Regions from separate parts of the Homo sapiens genome. Here region 2 is linked to region 1. The links are chromatin contacts, found by Hi-C or POLR2A ChIA-PET in ENCODE. All regions are on one chromosome and are shown on one strand. The core of a region is the stretch at or near the end of the contact, and the rest is flanking DNA. Distances in the headings are between cores, read along the strand shown. Region 1 holds the start of SRP9 (signal recognition particle 9). Region 2 holds the start of EXOC8 (exocyst complex component 8).

The links. Hi-C counts contacts between places; a loop is a spot of excess contacts on that map. ChIA-PET counts read pairs that join two places held with the same protein, here RNA polymerase II (POLR2A). Pooled maps may share reads with other maps.
Region 2: a map of naive thymus-derived CD4-positive, alpha-beta T cell shows a loop between it and region 1 (24-fold over the local background). The contact joins the promoter of EXOC8 here to the promoter of SRP9 in region 1. A Hi-C loop is called at or near these places in 1 of 168 maps with a recorded cell type or tissue (naive thymus-derived CD4-positive, alpha-beta T cell) and 6 of 50 pooled maps. POLR2A ChIA-PET finds 5 or more read pairs at or near these places in 1 of 52 experiments (naive thymus-derived CD4-positive, alpha-beta T cell).

What each region holds. Positions count from the first base shown.
Region 1 is chr1:225,774,391-225,780,148 of GRCh38, reverse strand. It overlaps SRP9 (signal recognition particle 9), which reads right to left and starts at 2,323. Exons shown (of 3, transcript NM_003133.6): 1 at 2,137-2,323. The coding sequence starts at 2,208. RefSeq lists enhancers at 1,984-2,353, 2,604-2,823, 2,570-3,330.
Region 2 is chr1:231,334,916-231,340,673 of GRCh38, reverse strand. EXOC8 (exocyst complex component 8) reads left to right here and starts at 2,822. Exons shown (of 1, transcript NM_175876.5): 1 at 2,822-5,758. The coding sequence starts at 2,929. The coding sequence ends at 5,106. It overlaps SPRTN (SprT-like N-terminal domain), which reads right to left and starts at 2,381. Exons shown (of 5, transcript NM_032018.7): 1 at 2,070-2,381; 2 at 806-905. The coding sequence starts at 2,290. RefSeq lists silencers at 1,097-1,146, 3,218-3,387 and enhancers at 895-1,769, 2,168-2,367, 1,770-2,644, 2,948-3,007, 3,048-3,097 and 1 more.

The sequences.
Region 1 (5,758 bases), core at 1,074-3,573:
TCAGCTACTCAGGAGGCTGAGGTGGGAGGATCACTCGAGCCCAGTTCAATGGTGCAGCGAACTGTGATTTGTGCCACTGCACTCCAGCCTGTGCCAACTGCAATTTTCTGACTGGGTAAGAGGTGAAATATTCTCTTTCTTGTCTATTCTAGACATGCTTTGCTCACAGTGATGCTCTAATTATTTTCATTTTCCCTACCACTGCCATCACATTCTTACAGTACAGTTACTCTTGATGTGAATTTATATATTCTTTACTGTTGTCTCAAGTATTTTTAGTTTATACTGTGGGTACTTCTGGATAAAAGTCCTGTGTGGTCTCAGAGTAGCATTGTCTGAATGAAGAAACAAATGACCCTGCCAACAAGGGAAGCTAACCAAATGAAGCAACCAGAAGTCACCAGTGTTATAAACAAATTACTCAATTTAAAAAATACAATTTCCATCATTTATTATTGTATCATTTTATTGTAAAAAATAGAAGTATGTTTTACAGCTTGTTACTTAGCTAGGTCTTTCTGTGGGTCTAATACTATTTTTAATCATAATTATCAACATTTCTTGCTGCACACTTTAAACTTATATGCACTATAAACTGTATGTGGCATTGGAGTTACAGGTTACCAGCTCACTGCATACACTTAAAACATAATTCATATTACTTAATGATCATCAATAGTTTCACACAGTAAATCCTGAGCCCTGGGCTGGGCGCAGTGGCTCACACCTGTAATCCCAACACTTTGGGAGGCCAACGCGGGTGGATCACGAGGTCAGGAGTTCCAGACCAGCCTGGCCAAGATGGTGAAACCCCGCCTCTATTAAAAATACAAAAAATTAGCCAGGTGTGGTGGCAGGCGCCTGTAAACCTAGCTACTCGGGAAGCTGAGGCAGGAGAACCGTTTGAACCCAGGAAGTGGAGGTTGCAGCGAGCTGAGATTGAGCCATTGCACTCCAGTCCGGGCGACAGTGCGAGATTTCGTCTCAAAAAAAATAAAACTATTGAAAAAAAAAAAAAAAGATCCTGAGCCCCGGTTTTCCGAGATTTTATCTGCTTTTAATTTTCTTTCTTCTCCGAGGGATACAGTCACAATACACTGGATCTATAATACCCTCCAATAATACCAGCTCCTTAAGGGTTGAACGGAATCTCATTCACCTTTGTGTCTCCCACAGAACCTAATTTAACTTGGGGTCAGTAACACGAGAGTGGGAAATGAATGCAGCATAAAAGAGATAACTGAGTTACAACAAACACAAAACAAAAGAAGCATCATACATAACCAGGTCTGAGGTTTTCAGTATAAAATCCCTTCAATATGCTGAGTTCTAAAAAGAAGCAGAACTTTTAATTAACACGAAGATGCTTCAAATAATTCTTAGACATGACAATAAAATAACCAAAACCTCAAGAGACGAAAAGTAAGACCCGAATGCTAAACTCCCATCACTTGGACTCCTTTGCTTTTTAATAATGAGCTAACCTCTGACATCCACCTCCATTATAATTTTTGTGGGGGCTAAGAATGTATTTCAGAGGTCCATGAATCCCTTAAAATTGTTTGCAAACATTTACTTATACATTTACTTATACCATTTTTCTGAGGAAAGGTGCAAATATTATTCTTATGGTCCCAAAGCCTGTGACTCCCAAAATACTAAGAACCAATATTCTGGGGGGTACAGATGCTTCCAAATTGGAATCTTTCAAGAATGTCTGAGCGGTAGTAGAAAAAACATCATCAGTTTTATATACATGAGGTACCCTTACCGCCTAGGCGGTACAGGAAAAGTGAACCAAGACAAAGGACAGGAAGCTGCAGGGGGAGGAGCCCTGGCTTCAGGGACTCGTAAAACAACCGAAGCCATAAAGGAAGCTGAGGGACTGGGGCGGGAAGATCGATTGCAGAAATGTTTAGGGCTGAGATGAACCTGGCTGTTGCCAGCTTCAGGGCCTCACTGGGCCGCTAGATCAGGGAAGAAGGGGACGAGAGAGCAGAACATTAACTTGGCAGGGTCCATTTGTGTTCATTCCCAGCACCTCCTGGGAGCGCTGGGGAAGCTCCAGGGGCCGAGTGGATGGCGGGAAGACATCCTGGGCTGGGGCCCAAAGCAGCGGCCCCGCCAGCGATTTACCTTCATAGGGTCAGCGAGGTAAAGCTTCTCGGCAGCGCGGCTGAACTCCTCCCAGGTCTGGTACTGCGGCATCGTGGCCTAGAGTGGAAAAGTAAAGAGAAGCAAGGCCTCAGAACCCGGCCCAACAAACTACCTACGTCCGGGAGTCGCCAACCGACGCGAGTCCCAGCAGCCCCAAGATGGCGGCGCCTCCTCGCACCAACGCCTCGCTCCATTGGACAGCCCCGTCCATGCTCGCCCAATGGGCAGGAGGGATGTTGTCAGGGAGTGGGCGGAGCCCAGGGCGTGTGGCTCGAGAGCTGAGCGAGACAAGCGGAGGGCACGGCAACCAATGCCGGCTGCCACAGCGCCCCCGGTAGGGCTGAATGAGTGGCGTCCGTCCCGTGGCCCTCAGGGCTGAACCGCAGCTGCCTTCAACAAAGATTAAGCGGCTCTGCGATAGTCGCTGCATATACGAGGAAGGAGGCGACAGGGCCCAGCTGTCACACAGCTTGGTGAAGAAGCCAGGAGACATAAACACAAGAGTGCAACGGAAAACTTTATATGATAAACATTTATGTCGGGTTAGTGGAGCGCGAAGGAAGAAGGATCTCTTGTGGGTGGGGGGAGACTCACAGAAGCGGTGCAAGCTCAACAGGTAGGCAAGGAAGGGCAGAACACGTAGGCCCATTTTAGATCTGCAGTGTATGTCAGATGACTGGTGTTTAGGAGATGAGGAAGAAGCCATATTATCACTTCTGCAAGGATAAAAAATCTGATCCTCCAAGCAGGAGGATCGCTTGAGCCCGGGAGTCCGAGGCTGCAGTGAGCCATGATCGCGCTACGCACCCAGCCTGGGCTTCAGAGGAAGACGCTGGCGCAAAAGTAAATAAATAAAGAAGATGGCCTGCAGGGGACACCAGGTAAAGGGTATTATATTTTGAGATGGAAAGATTTTGTGCATGTTTATAACTTTTAGAGAAGGACACATAAGAGATAGAAAAATAAAAAATACAAGAGAAAGAAGAAAGCGAGGTCTCGGGAAATATGAAGGGGAAGACCAAAGGCCCAGATGAATAAAAACAGGTGCATTATTGCCTTTGATGGGGTGAGGAGGAGGGAAAAGTCGGGTGAGGGTATAGGTGAGCATGTAGATACGAGGGCAAGAAGGTACATTTTCTTGTCACCTAAGACAGGAGACCACCTTCGTAAATAGGAAGGGTGGTTTTGGATCTTTGAGGAAGCAAGGATGGGTTTGGATCCTTGAGGAGAAGGTTTGGAAAAGCCATTGTGAGAAATGAATAAGGAAGCCTATTAGAAAAAAACAGGTGGGAAGCGGTGGTGCACACCTGCAATCCCAGCACTCTGGGAGGCTGAGGTGGGCAGATCACTTGAAGTCAGGAGTTCAAGACCACCCTGGTCAACATCGTGAAACCCCATCTCTACTAAAAATAAAAAAATTAGTTGGGCTTGGTCGTGGGTGCCTGTAATCCCAGCTACTCTACTCGGGAGGCTGAGGTAGGAGAATCTCTTGAACCCAGGAGATGGAGGATGTAGTGAGCCAAGATCGCATATCACTGCACTCCAGCCTGGGCAACAGAGCAAGACTCTGTCTCTAAAACAACAACAACAACAACAACAAAAAAAGAAACTCAAAAGCAATATGTCAAGTAGAGTAAAAAGCTGAAACTGGAGATCATATCTGGGAATAGCCCCAATTAGGGTCTGTCTCCAGCAACACCCAGAAGCTTGGATTTTGGACTGGAAAAGACAGATATTAGGGATTTATAGGGTACATGAGGAAGAAGAACAAAGGGTCAAGAATGTTGTAGGTGGTACTGGCAAGAGAATGATTGAAATGATAAATTATGGGATCCATGCTAGATAGCTGGTAATTAATTGAGTCAAAAGAGAGAAGTTAAGGAACCAGGATTAAAGGAAATCTGAATTCAATATAGCAGGAAATAAGTTTTAGTCAGATTGGATATTGGGGTTTAACATTTTAGAGTAGCAATAGTCCCTGGTGAGGCTGGATTTATAGTTGGGTTGTCCACACAAAGTCAAAGTCTTCTATGAGTAAGAAAAGGAATAAGATGAAGGAGAAGGCTATGAGCCAGGGACCCAAATCCTCATTTAATGAGACACGTGTGTGTGTGTGTGTGTGTGTGTGTGTGTGTTGAGGGAAGCTATAAAGAGCAATGAGCAGAGGCAGAGAGGGCAGAGTTGGGCAGAATGACCCCCAGGTGTAGGGGTTTTTCCCTGAAGATGAAAACAATGGAAGTTAAGACAATGCCAACTTTGCCTTCTGTCACAAGGAACATAAGAGATCAGTTTCAATTCAATTCAGCAAAAAGTAAAACAAGTGTCCACCCTGGACAAACACCAGGAGCTGGGCTAGGCATTAGAGACCCAGCAGTGAACAAGACAGGCCCAGTCCCTGCCTCATAGAGCTCACAGTTATGGAGAGAATGACAGTAAAGAACAGATCTCCATTGTGAGGGTCCCCATCACTGTGAGTTCCAGCATCTCCAAGCTTAGCCCAGCCTCAGCCCCTACAGAGGCAGAGAAATCAAGATAAGGAAGAAGTTATGGGAATTGCCCTTGATTATGCAAATGTCCCCAGTCACACTAGGATGCATTCTTTTTTTAAAAATTTAATTTTAGGTTCGGGGGTACATGTGCATGTTTGTTACATGGGTATATTGCATACTGGTGGGCATTAGGTTTCTAGTGTACCCATCACCCAAATAGTGAGCATTGTACCCAATTGGTACCTTTTTAACCCTTTCCATCTTCCCACCCTCCCCCTTTTGGAGTCACCAGTGTCCATTATTTCCATCTTTATGTTGATGTGTACCCGTATTCGTCCATTCTCATACTGTTATAAAGAACTACCTGAGACTGGGTAATTTATGAAGAAAAGAGGTTTAATTGAACTCACAGTTCTGCAGGCTGTACAGGAGGCATGACTGGGGAGGCCTCAGGAAACTTAACAATCCTGGCAGAAGGGCCAAATCAAGTGCTTGGAAGCCAGCACTTCTTCACGTGGCAGCAGGAGAGAGAGAGAGAGAAGGGGGAAGTGCTACACAATTTTAAACAACTAGATCTTGTGAGAACTCACTCACTATCACAAGAACAGCAAGGGGGAAATCCACCCCCATGATCCAATCACCTCCCACCAGGTCCCTCCCCCAACACTGGGAATTAGAGTTCAACATGAGATTTGGGTGGGGACACAGAGCCAAGCCACATGAGTGCCCATTGTTTAGCTCCCACTTATAAGTGAGAGCATGCTGTATCTGGTTTTCTGTTTCTACGTTCGTTGACAGGATAATGGCCTTCAGCTCTATCCATGTTGCTACAAAGGACATGATTTCATTCTTTTTTTTTTTTTATGGCTGCTGGATGCATCCTTTAAACTAGGTTATTCCTTTCCTGCTGTGGCTTCTGAAAGGCTATCAGAGAGTGTCCTTTATAAATTGCTCACACATGCACAATGTCAGAAAAGGAAAAATTCCTTTCATTCCCAGTCAAGAAGATCAGGGCCTCTGTACCCTTTGTGGTTATCCTTTCTGCTTCATTTTCACACACATATCTTATTTGAGCTTTCAAACAACTCTGCCAGGGTGGTCAGTGAGCCTTA
Region 2 (5,758 bases), core at 1,573-4,072, 5.6 Mb before region 1:
CAGAAGTAAGTACCAGCTCTAAATGTGAAGCGTGCCCTCACACTGGTTTGTGCTGCCAGCTCAGCTAGGTGTCCTGAGAGCACAGCAGTGTTGCAGCCCAACTGAGGAGAATCAAAATTTGTGTTTCTCAACAGGAACATGTGGATCCTGTTTTCTCTGTTTCTAAATAAGTAACTTAAGCCAGTTACTTAACCTCTCTGAACCTTAATTTCTTTACTCATAAAAATGAAAACAGCAACACATGAACATAAACAGGGCTGTTGTAAAATCAAAACAGATAATATACCTAGAAGGCTTTTATTTTTTTGAGACAGAGTCTTGCTCTGTCACCCAGGCTGGAGTGCAGTGGCGCGATCTCGGCTCATTGCAAGCTCCGCCTCCTCAGTTCATGCCATTCTCCTGCCTCAGCCTCCCGAGTAGCTGGGACTACAGGCGCCGGCCACCACGCCCGGCTAATTTTCTGTATTTTTTTTTTTGTAGAGACGGGGTTTCACCGTGTTGGCTAGGATGTTTTTGATCTTCTGACCTCGTGATCCGCCCGCCTCGGCCTCCCAAAGTGTCGGGATTACAGGCGTGAGCCAGCGTGCCCGGCCCCTAGAAGCCTTTTTTTTGTTTTTTTTTTTTTTACTATGAAGCACTATAAAAAACATAAGGTGTTCATTATTGTTTGCCCCATAATTCAAGCTTTCACTGAGGGCAAAGTGACTTTTTTTAACGATACATACAGGCGAATTCACAGCAGTCTAAATCATTGACAAGTATTTGTAAATTACTGCGCTAGGAAGCAAGTTTACACGAAAAATACCTCTACAAGATCCTTTCTTGGCCTCAACTTCAAAAGGGGTTCGCTGAGACGGATGGAACACATTCCACCCTTCCCTTCATAGCTGCATATCCCAGCACACCTAGAAAACAATCACCATAAAAATGTGTTACATTGGCCAAATATGCCCAAGTCCTTACACATTCTTGGGCAGTTCACACTAACTCAGTTGGCAGATGGCTTTCATGAAAGTATACCCCCCTTGGTTAGCAGATACTTGCATTTCACCTAATTAATTAGTTACAACCCCCGCGGGCGCCTCCCGCGATGGCTCCGATCCCCGCCGGGCAAGGAAGGAAAGCAGCGTGCTCTCACCACCCTGCTTGAGAAGGTGGAAGGCTGCAGGCACCTGCTAGAGACGCCAGGACCGTACCTGGTGTACAACGGGGACCTAGTGGAATACGATGCGGACCACATGGCCCAACTGCAGCTCCCCTTGCCCTAGCTAGGCTGCAACAGCTCAAAGGCAATCCTATTCTGCTACTCCCAGTCTCCTTCCGACAAGTTACAGTTCGGTGTTATTAACAAGCAGATATCTCCAGTAGCATATCTCCAAAATCATAACAGACGCCTGTATAAAGGAAATTGGTACTTTAAACACAATTTAATATCATATCTTAATTTGTTTGACAGTAGGTTGTTTTCTATCAACTCAAAAACAAGCATGCTGGGATACAACTGTATCTTAAACTTAACCCTGTTCACGTGCAGGAGTAGATTATTATTTCAAATAGGGATTTCTGAAATTTAGCGTGTAGAAAAAGAATCGTTTTAAAAGCATCACTGAAGATCCCCAATGCAACACACGAGCTAACTAAAGTGGGTTTCCTAACGGGAATAGAGGAGGAGAACACACATCCTTTGGCAGTTACTCTGCGTCCTCAGCACTTTCTTAGGTGCAGATTTGGTTGCTTCTCCCTTCTGGGTCCTACAGCACTATCATAAGGCAAATCAGGAACTTGTTATTTTCAAGTGAAGTGAGATTCAAATAAAAATCTCTTTTTTGTTACGGCCCTGAGTCCAACCGTGGCGGTGTGGTCTACACAGCTTTCTTATTGTTCGAGTGGGAGAAAAGGTAAGGAAGACAGAAACACGCCGAGGCAGGAATTGCCAGGTCCAAAACCAGACTCCCCTCATTTAACGCCCCCTGGGACCGTCGGACTAGAGAAAGGAGAGAAAACCAGGGCCGGGGGCTGCAGGAAAGCTGCCAGTCCCGCCTCTTTCCCCAGCGGGGCTCGGAACTCACAGGGTCATTCGCACGCTCCACTTCACCTCGACGGCCTCCAGCTGGCCCCAGAAGAATTGGTCGTTAAACTGAACAAACAGTGCCTGCAAGTCCGGTGTGGGGTCCACCAACTCCCACGACGCGTCCACTAGCGACAGGGACTCCTGGGCATGATCGCGCTCCGCCTCCTGCAAGTTCCACTCCTCCTGAAGCCGCAGTGCCAACATCAAGTCATCATCCATCGTTGCCAGGATCACAGGCGGGGTCCGCCGGCGTCAGGCTGGCTCCCCAGTTACGCCGCGACCCCAAGCCGCCTAGCCGAGGACCAGGACTAGCTCCTAGGAGATGCCGGCTCTCGAGACGGCCCGTCAATCCCGCGAGAGTTCGCGGAAACGCGCTTGAGAACGAGAACGGAGCTTACCCCAAACGCCGAAGCCAAGATTCTAGGGCTTTAAAAAAAGCAGTCAGCATGACACCTCCTAGTGGGCGCAGAACCTGGGCTCACAGGGCTCGGGCCCTACGAAGCTTTCAGGAAGCTAGTTTCAGCCTTTACTCTTTGCCGGTTATTTCAAACCTCAACGTCACGCTCGGTTCATGCGCAGTACCGAAATTTCTCTCGGCCTCTCCCTCCCCTCACTTCCGCAATAGCTCATCTTGCGCATGCGCTTTAACCGATGGCATTGCTGCGCAGGCGCAATGTCTGCGCTCGGCCCACTTGCGCAGGCGCAGTGTCTGACGCTCAGACCCGGCGCAGGCGTACTCGTCTCGTTCCCATTCCTGCTTCCTCAGCCCAGGAGCTCGGTTGGCCTTGGGTGGGTCTAGACAGCCGCGGCGGCTGCGGCGCCGATAGTGACAGTGAGTGCGTGAGACCCGGAGAGAAATGGCGATGGCGATGTCGGACAGTGGGGCGAGCCGCCTGCGTCGGCAGCTGGAGTCAGGGGGTTTTGAGGCGCGGCTGTACGTGAAGCAGCTCTCGCAGCAGTCGGATGGGGACCGGGACCTCCAGGAGCACCGGCAGCGCATCCAGGCGCTGGCGGAGGAGACGGCGCAGAACCTGAAGCGCAACGTCTACCAGAACTACCGGCAGTTCATAGAGACGGCCCGCGAGATCTCCTACCTGGAGAGCGAGATGTACCAGCTCAGCCATTTGCTGACCGAGCAGAAAAGCAGCCTGGAGAGCATCCCGCTTACGTTGCTGCCTGCCGCTGCTGCCGCCGGAGCCGCCGCCGCCTCTGGAGGGGAGGAGGGAGTCGGTGGGGCGGGGGGCCGAGACCACCTCCGAGGCCAGGCCGGCTTTTTCTCCACCCCCGGGGGTGCCTCCCGCGACGGCTCCGGTCCAGGCGAGGAAGGAAAGCAGCGCACTCTCACCACCCTGCTTGAGAAGGTGGAAGGCTGCAGGCATCTGCTGGAGACGCCGGGACAGTACTTGGTGTACAATGGGGACCTAGTGGAATACGATGCGGACCACATGGCCCAACTGCAGCGGGTGCACGGCTTTCTCATGAACGATTGCTTGTTGGTGGCTACCTGGCTGCCTCAGCGGCGTGGGATGTATCGCTACAACGCTCTCTATTCCCTAGATGGTTTGGCCGTAGTCAATGTCAAGGACAACCCGCCCATGAAGGACATGTTCAAGCTGCTTATGTTCCCCGAGAGCCGTATTTTCCAGGCCGAAAATGCTAAAATCAAACGAGAGTGGCTGGAAGTGCTGGAGGACACCAAGAGGGCCCTCAGTGAGAAAAGGCGAAGGGAGCAGGAGGAGGCAGCGGCCCCTCGAGGGCCACCCCAAGTGACTTCCAAGGCCACTAACCCATTTGAGGATGACGAAGAAGAAGAACCAGCTGTTCCTGAGGTAGAGGAAGAGAAGGTGGACCTCTCCATGGAATGGATCCAGGAGTTACCTGAAGACCTGGATGTCTGCATTGCGCAGAGAGACTTTGAAGGGGCGGTTGACCTGCTGGATAAATTGAACCATTACCTGGAAGATAAACCTAGCCCACCTCCTGTAAAAGAACTAAGGGCCAAAGTGGAGGAGCGAGTTCGACAGCTCACTGAGGTGCTAGTTTTCGAACTCTCCCCAGATCGTTCCCTGAGAGGTGGTCCGAAGGCTACTCGCAGAGCAGTTTCGCAACTGATCCGGCTGGGCCAGTGCACGAAGGCCTGTGAGCTATTTTTGAGAAACAGGGCAGCCGCTGTTCATACTGCAATTCGTCAGCTTCGCATCGAAGGTGCCACTTTACTCTATATTCATAAGCTGTGCCATGTCTTCTTTACCAGCCTTCTCGAGACTGCAAGAGAATTTGAGATCGATTTTGCAGGCACTGACAGCGGCTGCTACTCTGCCTTTGTGGTCTGGGCAAGATCAGCCATGGGCATGTTCGTGGATGCTTTTAGCAAGCAGGTGTTTGATAGTAAGGAGAGCCTCTCTACAGCAGCTGAGTGTGTAAAAGTGGCTAAGGAGCATTGCCAGCAACTGGGTGATATCGGACTGGATCTCACCTTCATCATCCATGCCCTTCTGGTGAAAGACATCCAAGGGGCCTTGCACAGTTACAAAGAAATCATCATTGAAGCCACTAAACATCGCAACTCTGAAGAGATGTGGAGGAGGATGAACTTGATGACGCCAGAAGCCCTGGGTAAGCTCAAAGAAGAGATGAAAAGTTGTGGGGTAAGTAACTTTGAGCAGTACACAGGGGATGACTGCTGGGTGAACCTAAGTTACACAGTGGTTGCTTTCACCAAACAGACCATGGGCTTCTTGGAAGAGGCCCTGAAGCTGTATTTCCCAGAGCTGCACATGGTACTTTTGGAGAGCCTGGTGGAAATCATTTTGGTTGCTGTTCAGCATGTGGATTATAGTCTTCGATGTGAGCAGGATCCAGAGAAGAAAGCTTTTATCAGACAGAATGCATCCTTTTTATATGAAACAGTCCTCCCTGTGGTGGAGAAAAGGTTTGAAGAAGGTGTGGGGAAACCTGCCAAGCAACTCCAAGATCTGAGGAATGCATCTAGACTTATTCGTGTGAATCCTGAAAGTACAACATCAGTGGTCTAATGCTTGGGTCTGTTTATATGTGTATATATGCAGAGAGAGAGCTTATATATTATTTATATTTATATTAAGTTGTATTAGCATACTCTATAGTTTCAAACACAACTTGAAAATTAAAAGTGCCCTCTTAAAAATACAAAAATCAAAAAGAGGAAAATAAGTTAAATTAAGCCCAAGTAACAAAAATACTGGAATTATTAAAACGTATAGTATGCTAGCTATCCTTTTAAATTATGCTAATTCTCTTCTTCTGAAATTATGGTCACACTATATACTATAGCATTTCGGTTTTATCCTTTGATAAAACTTTTCTTTTTTCTTTTTTTTTTTTGAGACAGGGTCTCACCCCGTCGCACAGGCTGGAGTGCAGTGGCAAAGTCTCGACTCACTGCAGCCTTGACCTCCCGGGCCCAGGTAGTCCTCCCACCTCAGCCTCCCATGTAGCAGGAACCACAGGCAGGCACCACCATACCCAGCTAATTTTTGTATTTTTTGTAGAGATGGGGTTTCGCCATGTTGCCCAGGCTAGTCTTTTCTTTCTTCTTTTTTTTTTTCCCCACAGTATATATTATACAGCAGTCATAATATCTATAAATACATAGAGTTTATGTTGTGAAGTTTCCCAGTTCACTGAAATGTTAGGTTTCCTAAAGGG